Linked DNA regions of Homo sapiens: region 1 is linked to region 2. A link is a loop called in an ENCODE intact Hi-C map of the cell type or tissue named here. Cell type or tissue: heart left ventricle. All regions are shown on one strand. Links, peaks and the distances in the headings refer to the core of each region. The heading gives the core; the rest is flanking DNA.

The links. Hi-C counts contacts between places; a loop is a spot of excess contacts. Peaks named below come from ENCODE experiments on the same cell type or tissue, not always from the same donor. Only the 100,000 strongest peaks of a DNase experiment are listed, where the experiment ranks them.
Region 1: a loop joins it to region 2, with 4 times the contacts of the local background. A loop is called at or near these places in 40 of 110 quality-filtered maps.

The regions. Positions count from the first base shown.
Region 1 is chr20:4,086,680-4,094,625 of GRCh38, reverse strand. No RefSeq gene overlaps it. Among named protein-coding and RNA genes, the nearest start is that of SMOX, 58 kb to the left of the region's middle. In heart left ventricle, for the core only: a CTCF peak has its summit at 2,581 (motif pointing right); DNase peaks (open chromatin) are centred at 2,595 and 2,832.
Region 2 is chr20:3,673,964-3,681,500 of GRCh38, reverse strand. ADAM33 (ADAM metallopeptidase domain 33) reads left to right here. Exons shown (of 22, transcript NM_025220.5): 2 at 1,930-2,009; 3 at 4,358-4,434; 4 at 6,396-6,474; 5 at 6,652-6,728; 6 at 6,808-6,997; 7 at 7,217-7,282; 8 at 7,366-7,437. Among named protein-coding and RNA genes, the nearest start is that of ADAM33, 4.3 kb to the left of the region's middle. RefSeq lists enhancers at 1-66, 2,557-3,158, 3,762-4,364. In heart left ventricle, for the core only: a CTCF peak has its summit at 4,698 (motif pointing left); DNase peaks (open chromatin) are centred at 3,589 and 4,650; H3K27ac peaks cover 811 bases; H3K27me3 peaks cover 1,075 bases.

The DNA of each region.
Region 1 (7,946 bases), core at 1-5,000, 410 kb before region 2:
ACGTATTTTTTTTTTCTTTTTTGAGACAGTCTCACTCTGTTGCCCAGGCTGGAGTGCAGTGGAGCGATCTCGGCTCACTACAACCTCTGTCTCCCAAGTTCAAGTGGTTCTCCTGCTTCAGCCTCCCGAGTAGCTGGGATTACAGACGTGTACCACCACCCTCAGCTAATTTTTGTATTTTAAGTAGAGATGGGATTTCACCATGTTGGCCAGTCTGTCTCTAACTCCTGACCTCAAATGATCTGCCTGCCTCAGCCTCCCAAAGTGCTGGGATTACAGGCATGAGCCATTGCACCCAGCCCCATGTAATGTTTCTTGATTGGTCTTAACGTGCACTGGCCAATATGATAGACCCTAACCACGTGTGGCAATTGAGCATTTGATATGTGACTAGTCTGAATTGAGATGTGCTGTTAGAATAAAATGCACAGCATATTTTTAATATTTAGTAACTTAATCATGTGTATATCGGTTTCATGTCAAAATAATAATATTTTTAATATATTAGGTTAAATAAAATACACTTTTTTTTTCGAGATGTAGTTTCGCTCTTGTTGCCCAAGCTGGAGTGCAATGCACAATCTCGGCTCACTGCAACCTCCATCTCCCAGGTTCAAGCAATTCTCCTGCCTCAGCCTCCCGAGTAGCTGCGATTACAGGCATGCACCACCACGCTCAGCTAATTTTTGTATTTTAAGTAGAGACAGGATTTCGCCATGTTGGCCAGACTGGTCTCGAACTCCCGACCTCAGGTGATCAGCCCACCTTGGCCTCCCAAAGTGCTGGGATTACAGGTGTGAGCCACTGCACCTGGCCTAGAATACACTATTAAAAGTAATTTCATCTCTTTCTTTTTATGTTTTTAATATGGTTACTGGAAGACTGTCAATTACACATGTGACTCACATTATATTTCTATTGGCCAGCACTAATTTAAACCAATCATGAGAATACTATTGAGTGTTAGAGTTCTCTAGGGAAACAGAACCAATAGGAGATATACATATACATATATACATATATATCTCCTATACATAGGCAAGTCCCAAGATCTGCAGAGTGAGTTGGCAAACCAGAGACCCAAGAGGGCTGATGGTTTCATTCTAGCCCAAGTCTGAAGCCCTGAGAACCAGGAGAACCAATAGTGTAATTCTTATCCAAAGACCAGCAGTTTCAAGGCCCAGGAAGAGCTGATGTTTCTGTTCACGTCCAAAGGCAAGAAAAAAGCTGATGACCCAGTTTGAAAGCAATCAGGCAGGAGGAATTCTTTCTTACTCAAGAGAGGGTCAGCCTTTTTGTTCAATTTAGGCTTTCAATTGATTGGAGGAGGGCTCACATTAGGGAAAGCAATCTGCTTTACTTGGTCTAACAATTTAAGTGTTAATCTCATCCAAAAGCACTCTCGCAGAAATACCCAGAACAATGTTTGATCAAATACCTGGGCACCCCATGGCCCAGTCAAGAAGACACACAAGGCCAGGCGTGGTGGCTCACTCCTGTAATCCCACCACTTTGGGAGGCCGAGGCAGGCAGATCACTTGAGGTCAAGAGTTCGAGACCAGCCTGGCCAACATGGTGAAACCCTGTCTCTACTAAAAGCACAAAAAATTAGCAAGGCAGGGTGGCACATGCCTGTAATCCCAGCTACTCGGGAGGCTGAGGCAGGAGACCAACCACCTTGGCCTCCCAAAGTGCTGGGGTTACAGGCGTGAGCCACCACACCTTGCCCGTGCAGGTCTTTGGGGGCCATGGAACATAATTTGGACTTTACTGTAAGTGCAGTGGGAAATTCTTGAAAGCTTTTTAGTGTCATAGCCAAATGGTGTTGAGTGAGTGAGTTCTGGTTGCAATGTGCAGTGTGGAAGCAGAAAGACCCATAGGAAGAGGCTGGAGTATATACAGGAAAGAAAATAGATAATCAAATACAAGATTGCATAGCTAAAATGAGAAGTCTGGTGGAAGTTTAATAGGCGGCAAGATCAGTGTGATTTGAGATGGTGAAGCTCTCTTGAATGTGTAATTACACTTTAAGTTCACCCATTACCTCCAGGCTACAGGACCTTGTCTGATTCTCTCTACTTGACAAAGACATGATGGCTGGCTCAAGGCCACAGAAATCAGTCACAGCATCAAGCAGCCCCTTCAGACCAGCTTCCTGGCCTAGCCTTCATGATGCCAAGGTTTCCTAAGGAAGACTACCAAACATCCCCCCAGTAAAGCCACCAAACCCAGGGAGACCCCGTCTCTGCGAAAAATTTAAAAATTAGCTGGGCATGGTGGCACGCACCTCTGGTCCCAGCTACTTGGGAGAATCGCTTGAGCCCAGGAGTTTGAGGCTGCAGTGAGCCATGATTGCACCACTGCACTCCAACCTGGGCAACAGGGCAAGACGCTCTCTCAAAAAAAAAAAAAAAAAAAACCATCAAACCCTTTGCTTGGAAAACTACCTTCAATCTCACCAGCTACGAATTATCACCCTGATCCCTTCTCCCTCCTTTCCTAAGTCCCAACGGGCCGCTTTTGGACAAGCAGCCTAGGGAAAAATTCTATGGGAATCACCACCGTTCTCAGCGGGCCCACGAGAGGGCGAAAGAGAGTCAACGGGCCTGGGACATCTTTTCTCTGGCTCCCAAGAGCAGGGAGGAAGTGGAATCCAGGGCAGGTGTGAGGCCGATTCTGGACTTGGGTGGGTGGGTAGGGGCTGAGATAAGGGAGGCCCCGGGAGCCTGGCAGCTGCTTCCCTTGCCCTCGCCTTCACAGCATGGTAGGAGAGGCCGCTGTCACCCCCACTGCTGGGCAGAAATGTATCTAGCCTTGGCTGACCCCACAAGGACACTGGGTCGCGGCACCTCAGATAAGATTCACTTGGTTGCAAGGCAGCAGGGCTTATATGTCAGTCATCCACAGGCTGCAGGCTGTGGGAGTGGGCGTGACTCCCACTGGGCAAAGGGCAATTCCCTAGAGAAGAGAGAAGGCCCCTGTGACCCAACAGGCACAGCAGCCGCAGATGCACCCTATCCTGCAAAGGGGTCTGGGCGAGGCACCCACAGTGTCCATTTCAGTCCCCTATCGGTTTACTGCTGACCCCAGCCAGCCTCTCTCCTCCTCTTTCCCGGGTAAGAACAGACATGGCCCAGGGTTTTCACATTGGCTGGGACAGTCCATGAAGTTCTAAGGGGTCCTGAGGCCCGACCTCCTGCAGCTGGGATCCTCTGTCGGCTCCCCTTCCCAGGCCCAGGGGAATCTTTCTTACACATTTGCCTCCTCTGGTTTCTCCCTGATGACGCAGGGATTCAGCCATGCTCTTCACTTAATGATTCATGTCTTTTCCTTCAGGGGCCCAGACTAACTTTTTCCTCTTTACAGCTTTGCAAAAACAAAGGTCCCATCCCCACCACCTTATCACTTACACCATAAGGGGTTTGTGACTTTTAACTAAAAGAACCTTTATTACAGCAGAAATGCCATGTGCCAGAGAAGATACCCACCCAGCCCCCAGTGGCTTTGGGAACCTGCAAAACACAGTAAAGGTTGAGAACAACTGAATTTCCAGCATCTTTCCTCATCCTGGGAATTCCTAGGAATCCTCCACTGACCGAGTCAGCACAGAAATGAAATGGAAACTGGAGGCTTAGCCAATCAGATGCTTCCACCCAGCTCTTTGAGCCTGTAGTGAGTGATACAAGAAGCCAAGGACAGTGAACTATTCATCCTGGCAGTGGTGGCAGCAGCAGCATCCTGGGGCCTGGCTACATGGTGGTGATGGCCACAGTGTCCCCCAGATGTTCCAGCAGCATGGTTTTCATCGTGGTCTTGGCTATCCAGCTGCTACCTTTGGTGCCTGCGTGATTTCTGGGTCCAGTCTTCAAGATATTCTGTGAGCTAATCAATACCCTTCCATTAGGTTTTTTGTTTTTTTGTGTTTTTTTTTGCCATAATCAGAGCCTGTTTCTTCTGCTTGCAACTGCGAATGGACTAATACAGAGTCTTTGAAGGGTATGGGCAGGGAGAAATGATGGGACCTGGCTTGTACTTTGAAGAAGTCCTATAGGCTGCTATGTGGCCACGATAGTAGAGCACAGCTACAGCAAATGTGAGTAGACCAGGTAGACAAGTTCCTTGGACTGGGGTGGTGGCAATAGGAAAAGTTGAATGGCGTTTTGGGGGGTGAAAATCAAATTGGCTTGGTGAGGTAACGGATGTCGGAGAAGTGGGAGGAAGGACTCAGGATGTCACCCAGGTTTCTGTCTTTCACAAGTGGGTGTTGCGTTAGATTGATTGCAAAAATGGCCGCAATTCTCCACCCCTCCCTTTGCAATATGATTTAGTAACATCTCTCATCAAGAAGCAGAACTTTGCCAGGTGCTGTGGCTCACATCTGTAGTCCCAGCTACTCGGGAGGCTGAGCTGCGAGGACTGCTTGAGCCCAGGAGTTCGAGGCTGTAGTGAGCTATGATTACGCCACCGCACTCCAGTCTGGGTGACAGAGCAAGACCCTGTCTCTAAAGCAAACAAACAAAAGAATCAGAACTTTTTCCCAAACTCTTTCAAGTGAGGCTTGGCTTTGAGAGTTGTTTGACCAAAAGAGTTTGGCAGAAGTGACAGTCTGTCAGTTCCAAGTAAAGACCTTATAAGATCTTGCATGTTTTCATTTGTTTTCCTGAAACCCTGCAATCACTATGTGACTAAGCCTAGACTAGCCTGCTGCATGGCCACGCTATACCAGCCAGCTTCCAGCCAACCCAGCATCTGATTGCAAAAGCCTAGAGAAATAATAAATGGTTAATGCATTAAGCCAGTAAGTTCTGGGGTGGTTTGTTATCCAGCAAGGGCAAACTGATATATATATATATATATATATATACACACACACACACACACACACACATATATATACACATATATATACACACATATATATACATATATATACACACATATATATACATATATATACACATATATATACACATATATATACATATATACACATATATACATATATACACACATATATACATATATACACACACATATATATACACATATATATACATATATATACACATATATATACACATATATATACACATATATATATACACACACACACACAAACACACACCTCCCTATATATATAAAACCATCAGATATATATATGTGTGTGTATATATGTATATGTATGTATGTATATAACATATGTCAGGTATAACATATCAGGTATGTGTGTGTATATATATATACACATATATATATATACACACACAGACACACACCATGGTGTGTGTGTATATATGTATATACATATATATATATGTCCATCCACATCCCAACCAAGCCCACCACCCTCTAGACTTTCAAGGGCTCCTGACTACCTGGACTTTCCACTGTTCTCCTTGGCCCATGAAATTGGATGTCCCTGTCCCAAGGCTGTCTGCAGTACACTCGAACTTGCTCTGCCCTTGAACTTGCTCTTGGGCATATCAGCTGCCCCTTAGGCCAGACCCTGGGCTTTCTGTATCTCAGAAATCTGCTTTTATCCCTGGACCCCACATTAGTCCCTGTTCCTGGCCTTTGGGATTTGCCGTGGTTGTGGTTGGGCCCTCCAACTGGGTGAGGGCCCAACTGCTCACTCCCAGGAGACCAGTACCCACATCCCAGCACAGAGCAGGTGAGAGCTCCCACACTCCTTTTTACCCACTCTCACGGCCTTACTGTGTGCCCTTCTGTAGCTTCTGTGACCCATTGATCTTCCTACAACCTCCCTGGCAGGATCTCTTTGCTCCTCTCCATCCCATATTCAATACCGGGTCCCTGTGGAGCGCCAGGCTCTATACTAAGGACCCTGTGTGGGTCCCCCAAGGGCAGAAACCATCTTTCCCCATCAACTCAAAGTCTCCTAGGCATAAAGGCTGGGGGTGGAGGGCTGAGGACTGACCCAGGACCTCTATTTTGCCTCCTGTAAATAAAGATATCTCAAAATACAGTAAGAAGACCAACTAAGTGGGTGAAACTCCACCAACTGACAGATAATTGTCACATCTTAACTATACATCTTTCCTCGGCAGGCAAGACACATCTAGGCCTGGTGAAGACAGAAACGCTAGTCCCCCCCCTTATTTGCAGGGGATACATTCAAGACCCCCAGTGGATGCCTGAAACCGCAGATAGTACCAAACCCTATACATACTATGGATTTTTCTATATGTACATATCCACCATAAAGTATAATGCATAAATTAAGCACAGTTAAGAGGTTAACAATAATAACTGATAATAAAATAGAACAATTATAACAACTGTTCTATTTTATTCTCAGTTATTATTGTTAATAATAATTATGTTGTGATGATGTTAAGCATCACCACTTTTGCATCCAGGGGTCGTTATTAAATGAAGTAAGGGTTACCTGAACATAAGCACTGCGATACCTCAGCAGTTGATCTGACAGCCAAGACAGCTACCAAGTGACTAATGAGCGGGAAGAATATGCAGCATGGACGTGCTGGACAGAGGGATGATTCACTCTACTCAGCATGGCAGGCAATTTAAAATGGGAGTTGCTCATTTTGTTTTTTGGTTTTCTTTTTCTTTTTCTTTTTCTTTTTTTTTTTTTTTTTGAGACTGAGTCTCACTCTGTCACCCAGGCTGGAGTGCAAGGGTGCAATCTTGGCTCACTGCAACCTCTGCCTTCCAGGTTCAAGCGATTCTCCTGCCTCAGCCTCCCAAGTAGCTGGGACTACAGGCACACACCACCATGCCCAGCTAATTTTTGTATTTTAGTAGAGAAGGGGTTTCACAATGTTGGCCAGGCTAGTCTCAAACTCCTGACCTCAAGTGATCTGCCCGTCCCAGCCTACCAAAGTACTGGGATTACAGGTGTGAGCCACCCCATCTGGCCAAAACATGAATTATTTATTTCTGGAATTTTTCCATTCAATATTTTCAATCTGTGATTGACAGCATCTAACTGAAACCGCAGAATGCAAAATTGCCAATAAGGTGGGGGACTATTGTAATTTTCTTTTTCTTTTGTGAACCACTCCCTCCCAGGGCCAAAAAGAGTCAGATCCTCTGCAGCAGGGGTCTCCAGCTCCCGCAGTACTGATCCATGGCCTGTTAGAAACTGGGCCACACAGCAGGATGTGAGCTGCAAGTGAGTGAGCATTACCGCCTGAGCTCCGCCTCCTGTCAGATCAGCAGCAGCATTAGGTTCTCATAGAAGCACGAACCCTACTGCAAACTGCGCATGTGAGGGATCTAGGTTGCACGCTCCTTATGAGAATCTGATTAATGCCTGATGATCTGAAGTCGAACAGTTTCATCCCAAAACCATCCCCTCCCCCCTACCCCGTCTGAGGAAAAATTGTCTTCCTCAAAACCAATCCCTGGTGCCAAAAAGTTTGGGGACCACTGGTCTACAAAGAATGCGCATGGATCAGGTGGGGACATGCTATGGTTTGAATGTCCCCTCCAAAACTCATGTTGGAATTTAACTCCCATTGTAGCAGGGTTGAGAGGTGGGGCCTTTAAAAGGTTGGTGAATGCCGTTATCAGTCAAATGGGTTAGTTATCCCAGGAGTGGTTTCCTGATAAAAGGATGAGTTTGGCCAGTTTTCTTTCTGTCTCACACATGTGCTTCCTCACCATGTGATATCTTCCACCATGGGATAAAGCAGCATGAAGTCTTCATCAGTCAGACACCAGCGTCATGCTCTTGGCCTTGCCAGCTTCCAGAACCGTGAGCCAAATACATTATTTTCTTTATAACTTACCCAGTCTGTGGTATTCAGTTATAGCAGCAGAAATGGACTAAGATGGAACACAAGAGAGGGAAGGAAGTGCAGAGAGAGGGGGAGAAGAGGGAATAAAACTTCCCCAGAGCTGCGGAGAGCCTACCCCATCTCTTCATCCCTGGGAATCAGGGAGGGGCTGCAGACACAGCC
Region 2 (7,537 bases), core at 1,782-6,781:
GCTCCGTCCTCTAGGAAGCCCCCATGCCCAAGAGTCCCCCAGAGTCCCTGCTTTGCTCTCAGGCTGCAGAACTAGCTGTGGCCTCCACCCTGCTCACCCCTCGTCCCTCCTCCCAGGGCAGCAGGGCAGTGTGTATGTTGTTTATATTGTTGCCTTGTTTGGTGAGATAGAGAAGGGCCTCTCCAGATAGAAGGTGTCTGTTTAGCAGTGCTCTGGGAAGACTGCAGCTGTCTCCTCGGGGTAACCCCTCCAAACAAAGATGTTAAGATGGGGCTGGAACAACCTCTGCAAGCGGGTGGGAGGATTAGCCAGTCCTGCACAGCAAGTGCCTGGCCGGGAACAGGGAGGGCAACCAGGGAGGGGGCATGCGGGGCTGGGCTGTGCTATGCAGACTGGGCGGTGGCTTCCACAGCACTGTGTGGGGACCAAACAGGTACAGGGGCCTGGTCTGTTCTGGCCCCAGGGGAGGGCCCCAGGCGGTCCACTGCTCCCTCCCCTCTGAGCCCTATCCTGGGGTCAGGGGAGGTGATGGGACCCCTGGGAGAGGGGCGTCTATGTGCCCAATACCAGCCTGGCTCCCTCGGGTTCCACCCCCATTCACCCGGTCACCGGAGCTCCAGCTCCAGCTCCAGCTCTGCCCCTCTCTCCCTCATTGGGGTCAGGGTGCCCGTGGCCAGCACGTGCGCGCAAGGCCATGTGGACAGCACCCACACACCACACTGCACCCACACCACACCTGTGCCCGGGCCCACCCTACCTCTTCCCCAAACCCTTAGAGGCCTAGGAGCAGCAAAGCTTGGTTCTCTACTCTCAGTTAAGTGCTCTCTGGGCTGAGAGACCTCCCCTCCTTCCCCTCCCCCACATCCACTCAGAGCCCTCCCTGCACTGGCCCCTCTAGCCTCCTTTCCAAGGTGGCAGACTCCTCTCGGCCCTCATCTGCCTGATGGCAATTCACTCATCCAATCAAGGAGGGCTTCTTGGAGGAAGGGTCTTTGATGTTTGTAGTCTGGGAGAGAAGGTGGAGGAGAAAAAAGGAGTTGGGGTGGCCTAGCAGGAGCTGAGTCACTTCCACAGGCAGCCATCAGCCCAGCAGGACTGAGGCCAGGGCTGCGTGGAGGGGGGAGGCTGTCTGTTCTGGGAGCTGGGACTGGGTACCGGGGGAAGGAGGGCTGCTGCAGGCTCTGGGTGCCTGGGGCCTGGCTCCTGCAGGGCGGGCCTGTGAGAGTGGTTGGGGCCAGTGGAGGGCTGGGAGCATTCCAGGGGAACATTCCAGGCGCCCTCTGAGTAATGCTTGGCTCTGGGATTCCTCCTAGAGCCCCCTTAGGCACACCCGGCCAGGGAGCACCAAGGCTCCGTCCAGAAGCGTCCCCTCCCCTTGAAGAGATGAGGAGGGGCCTTCTGGGCCAGGGTACCAAAACCCTGCCACCAGGACAGAGTCCCCGAGGGAGCTCTGGGCAAGGTGGACCTCGCAAGGCAACATCTGGCTGTTGTTTTTCTCAGATGATGGGGGGGGCACAAGTGTCCTCTCTTCGTACATCTCTCACCCTAAAGGCATCTGCTGCCCATCTAAAAATCCCTAAGGCTGCCGCGCTCTTTCCTTCCCCTCTGCACTGGCGGCCTTGGCCTCTTCCTTGTGATCGCCGAGCCCAAGCCTGCCCCCCGACAAAGGTCAGGGGACTCCCGTGTCCCCAGCTGAGCTGTCCCTTTCCAGCCTTCTCTTTTCCTCCTCCTTGATAGCTCCTCAGATCCAAGGATGCCCACGGGCGTCCCTCCTTCTCCAGGCTGAGCCCACGCGTGTTGAAGGTGAAGTCTGCCCCAAAAGGCCTCCAGTGCCTCCCTGGGGATGTCCTCTACCCCCCTCCCTCTGCTTTGTCCCATGCCCCTGTGTTCCTCAGGTCCCCCTCACCCTGTGCTCTGTCTTTACTCCAGGACATATCCCTGGGCAGCCAGTCACCCCGCACTGGGTCCTGGATGGACAACCCTGGCGCACCGTCAGCCTGGAGGAGCCGGTCAGTGCCATGTCTCCCCGCCCTCCACAGGGGCCCTGAACCTCCCAGCCCTTTTGTCTCTCCCTACATTACAGCTTCTAGTTTTGCTGGGGTCCCCAGAACCACCAAGTCACTACTCCTATAGGCCCCTGCCTCCCCTGCCCCTCAAGTGGGCAGAAGAAGGCACTGGGGTTTGGACATCTGGATCTCGTGAGCCCGCACACATGGAAGTCATTTCAGCTTTCTCCACCCCACCTCCCTCTTTCCCTCCCTCCCTGGATGATCTGGGCCACCCCCACCCCCACCAGGCAGAAATGGGTCCAGAGTTTGTGGGTCCTGAAGCTTTTCAGGAGCCTCTAAAAAAAAAAAAAAAAAAGCACCAAAAAGAAAACCTTTTGCAAAGTTGACCAGAACATGTGACCCTGTGGACACACTGCTGTCCCTCTCAGGGCCCTGCCACGAAGGCCTGAACCTTCAGCCTCACTGGCTCCTGTGGAATCCACTTCTGGTATCGGGGGGGCAGTGGTCACTCTCCTGATGTCCCCCAGATGTAAGACCACCCCATGTGCTTCTTCTGCAGGACGCTCTGCCCCAGCCTCTTCCCAATCCCGCTCTTCACACGCTTCCAGAATAACCATGCCCCATCTGTTTGTGCCATAATATCTGTGCTGCAAACTAAGAGGGCAGTAGCCTTGATATGCTCATTTTACAGAGGGGCAAACGGAAGCCCAGAGAGCTTGGGGAAATTGTCCATGGTCACACAGCTCTTTAGGCTGGGAGCCTGAGACCCACTAAGGTCTGAACGATTTTAAACCATTGGCTACACCCCTGCCCCTCCTAGAGAGCCCTCTTTGTTTGGAATTTTCAGCCCTACTGTCCAAATCCAGCAAGAGGGAAGGCAGGGGAGCATTGCCATGAAGGCTGAGAGGCCCCCAGAGACCCAGCAGCTCCCAACCCAGGGCCCTCACTGGGATCCCCTAGGCCCATAAGGCCCCCATTCCACTGGTCAAGCACGGCACTGGCCTGAGCTTTGAGATTGCCCTCCCCATCCCCAGGAGGGGAAGGCTGGACACACACTGGGGTCACTCTGCCTCTGGGCCTCCCTGTCTGTCTGGCCTGGGCTGTGACCAAGAGGAGAGCCCCAAAGGGGCTCTGCTTCCCCCACCGGTGGGCCCCTGCCCCCAGGAAGCCTGCCAAGATGGTACAGAAGAAAGAGTAGAGGCTAGGTGTCCCCTCCAAAAGGCAGGAAACACTCACATTTCAAGATGAGGGGTATATATCAAGGGGCAGGGTACCAGGAGGGCAAGAGTAAAGATAGCAGGGGCTGCAGAGGAACAGGGACCTCGAGTATGGCCTTTTTCCCGGTGCAGACCTTTCCCCAATAAAGCAAGTGGCATTCCAGCCTCATGAGCTCATGCTGGAGGCCTTGTGGGGCCTGTGGCCAGGGAGGCAAGGACCATCTGCTCCCCACTTGCGAAGGAAGAACTCCCTCCAAAGACTCTGAGACCCTTGGACAGGGCCCCAGGCCAGTGCATTTTTGGAGAAAAGGAGTCGGGGGTTAAACATTCCGAAGGCGCAGCAGCCTCCCAGGAAGCTCCTGGGCCGGCTCCAACTCTGGGCCCCCAGCCAGGCTGAGTGGACAAGGGGGAAGTGGGGTGTTCCCACAGGGTGGGAGACGCCAAGAGGGTGGGGGAAGGAGAGAGGGCTGGCCGTCCAAGCCAGCCTCCTGACACCTAGCTGAGAGCCAGTGTGCTCTCTTGGCTGGAATGGCGTCCATGTTTACTTCGTGGGTCCAGTGAAGCAGGTGTCGGAGCCGGAGGGACGGGGGCTGCTGGAGGCCCAGGAAAACTTTGGAAGAGGGAGCAGTTTGCCAAAATTGGAAGTGGAGGAGTCAAATTTGAATTCTATAGGGAATGAGCAGCAGCTCATTTGGAAACAAGCCTCAGGTAGCAGAGGCTCTGAGGAGGCCCTGACCATGGCTACCCGATGCCCCCATAATGTCCTCAGCACCCCTCTGTCTTCCCCTGCTTTTGATGCCCCTTCTGGGCATGAAAGAAGAGGGCGGGCCAGGGGAGGGGCACCTTTCTGGGACCTCTGGTCTCTAGGGAGGATGCTGGTGTGCCTGGCAGGCTGTGCCAACGCCCTTCCAAGTGGCTGTTGTCAGGACTGCAAACATCCTGAGTTTGGGAACATCTTTGTATGTTCTCACCTCCTCCACGCCCTCCATAGTATGTGGGGGGTCCTGCTGACTCCCCAGCCCACGTTCTCCCCAAGAACTTCCTCCCCAGCCGGCTCCACAGGCCACCTACTCCCTGGCAGGCAGGAGGCCTGGAGGCCACCATCTCAGCTCCACACATTTTCTTGCCCAGGTCTCGAAGCCAGACATGGGGCTGGTGGCCCTGGAGGCTGAAGGCCAGGAGCTCCTGCTTGAGCTGGAGAAGAACCAGTGAGTGCCAGGCTGGGGTAGGGCTGGGAGGAGGGGATCAGTGTTGGGGGGCAGGGACTGACACAGATCTGTGCGGGTGGCTGGATGGGCAGAGGACCCCAGAGAGGGTGCAGATGACAGGGAGAGTCACGCAGGCCTGTGGTTGGCTCCCTGGAGGCTGAAGAGGACCGCTGAGGCTGTCAGCCCCGCTGTGGGGCACCTCCGCCCTCCCAACCCCAGGAGCGGCTTGTTAGCTCCCTGCTGGCGATGAGTGAGCACCACCTAGTGGACATTTGCAAGATATGCTGAGTCTAAAGAAATCCTAGAGGGAAAAGATGAGCCGGCACCCCAGGCTAAGGGAATGGCAGGGACCAAGATGCGGTGGCTTTGGGAGGCCGAGGCGGGCGGCTCACCTGAGGTCAGGAGTTTGAGACCAGCCTTGCCAACATGGTGAAACCCCGTCTCTACTAAAAATACAAAAAATTAGCCAGGCGTGGTGGCGGCGCCTGTAATCCCAGCTACTTAGGGGGCTGAGACGGGAGAATCGCTTGAACCCCGGAGGTAGAGGTTGTGGTGAGCCAAGATCACACCACTGCACCACTCCGGCCTGGGCAAAGAGTGAGACTCCGTCTCAAAAAAAGAGAAAAAAAAGAAAAAGAAAAAAAAAAAGAAAGAAAAGAAAAAAGAAAAAGATGCAGTGGCTACACTTGGGGGCAGCAGTTTGTCTGACCTGCCTGGAAGGTCTCCATCTACAGGGAGGGGAGCAGGGGGGAATGAATTTGGAGAGTCCCAGGAGGGCCAGATCACAGAAGGCCATTTTGGTGCTCAGTGTCCTGGACCATCCAGAGCCAAAGATTTTGAGCTGGGGAAGGGACAGGCAGACCTGTGCTCAGGAAGGTGCCTTGGGCTGGGTGGGGTGGGTGTCCGGGCTGGAGCGCAGGCTCTTAAAACCACCCAGATTATGTTATCAGTATATATCACCTACTGAGTGCTTGACCGCAGGCGCTGTTCTGAGCACTTGACACGTATTTTATTCTCCCTCGTGGAGTCGGATGGACAGGGAACAAACTCTAGTTCCACTGTGCCCAACCATATTTTCCCGACGTCCCTACCCTTTCAATGGGGTGGTCACATCACCTACCTCCTAGGGTGGCGGGTGTGTGTGGGGCAGGGGTAGGGGGCAGAGCTGGGGCAGGTGGTGGAATGCCTGGGAGGGGGGAAGCAGCCATCATTAGCGGGTGGTCTGGAGGTAATGAGGCCAAGGTGAGGTTGGGTTAAGGATTTTCTTTAAAGAAGACAGATTGACTTATGATTGATCCATCCGTGTGGGAAAGATCCTGTTGAGATGGAGCCTGAAGATGGAATCATTACCGGAGTGGGTGTGGAGAAGGCAGGGAGGGTGGAAGCAGCGTGGGCAGGTGGCGATTCTGTTTTCTCTGGAGGCAGGGGGTGAGCATCAATCACTGAAGGACAGGTGGGAGGTATGTGGGGTCTAGAAGTCTGAGGAAAATATTTCAAGGATCTAGGGCAGGTGGGGGCAAGAGGGTCGACCAGATGCCCAACAAAGGAGGGCAGCAGGCAGGGGAACTGGGGGAGGTCACCGCATTTCCCCAACTCCAAGTCCCATTCTTCGGCAGTGTCTCCTGACTCCTCCCCTCCCGATCCTGTGGATCCTGCTGCCTGCTGCAGGTCCCCTGGGAACCACAAACTCTTCCCCTATTCCCACTCCTCCCCGGCGTCCTCCCTGGTGCTTCCCATATTCACACCTCCCACAACTAAGCCATCACCAAGGCTCCTTCCTCTAGCCCCAAGAGTTTCTGATCTGAGCAAGTCACCATTGCTCCTGTCCCTTCCCTAAGACACACTGTGAGTGTCTCACTCATAAAGCTGCTCCATTAGCATTTAGGGAGGAAGGCTGGGAGACATCCTGGAGGAGGCAGGAGGAAGCTGAATTCAGTGTTCCCTGTAACACCCCCTCTCAGCAGGCTGCTGGCCCCAGGATACATAGAAACCCACTACGGCCCAGATGGGCAGCCAGTGGTGCTGGCCCCCAACCACACGGTGAGATGCTTCCATGGGCTCTGGGATGCACCGCCAGAGGTACCCCCCCACCATTCCTACCCCTACTCCTCCTTGCATTCCTAAGGGGCGGTTGGAGCCAGCCCCTACCACACCCTCCCTCTTGCCCCTCTTGCTCCAGCCCTGGCTGAGATTTGGGGCTGGCCCCTTCCTCCCTAGGATCATTGCCACTACCAAGGGCGAGTAAGGGGCTTCCCCGACTCCTGGGTAGTCCTCTGCACCTGCTCTGGGATGAGGTGAGCTCTGGGAGAGGAGGCTGGGCCTGGGATGGGGAAAGAGCTCCCTCACACCCGCTCCTACCCCTCTGCACCCTAGTGGCCTGATCACCCTCAGCAGGAATGCCAGCTATTATCTGCGTCCCTGGCCACCCCGGGGCTCCAAGGACTTCTCAACCCACGAGATCTTTCGGATGGAGCAGCTGCTCACCTGGAAAGGAACCTGTGGCCACAGGGATCCTGGGAACAAAGCGGGCATGACCAGCCTTCCTGGTGGTCCCCAGAGCAGGGTCAGGGGCATCGATCGGATGGGAGTGGGAATGCTGTATCTATAGCCCTCCAAATCAGAAGAGACGGGAATTCACAGGCCTCGAGTCCCAGTATTTTTATTGAAGTCTGAAGAAACAAGTTCCAGAAAACATGTTAAACTTCCTTCTGGGAGCTGGGATTGGTGGTCAGGGCTCAAGCCCAGCAGCTTCCACTCAGGGTCCCCATTTGCACCTCCGCAGGGCAGGCGAGAAGCGCGCAGGACCCGGAAGTACCTGGAACTGTACATTGTGGCAGACCACACCCTGGTGAGGAGAGACCCCAGGGGTTGGCGGGGTCAGGGATGGGGCCAGCTCAGCCCCTCAAGCCACCGGGATTTCTGCCTTCCCAGTTCTTGACTCGGCACCGAAACTTGAACCACACCAAACAGCGTCTCCTGGAAGTCGCCAACTACGTGGACCAGGTTGGGGGCGGCGGGGAGAGAGCGGTGATGGGGGTGGCGGCGGCAGGACAGGCAGGTGCTGGTGGGGTTTGGGGAAGAGGAAGGGCGCCCCACGAAGGAC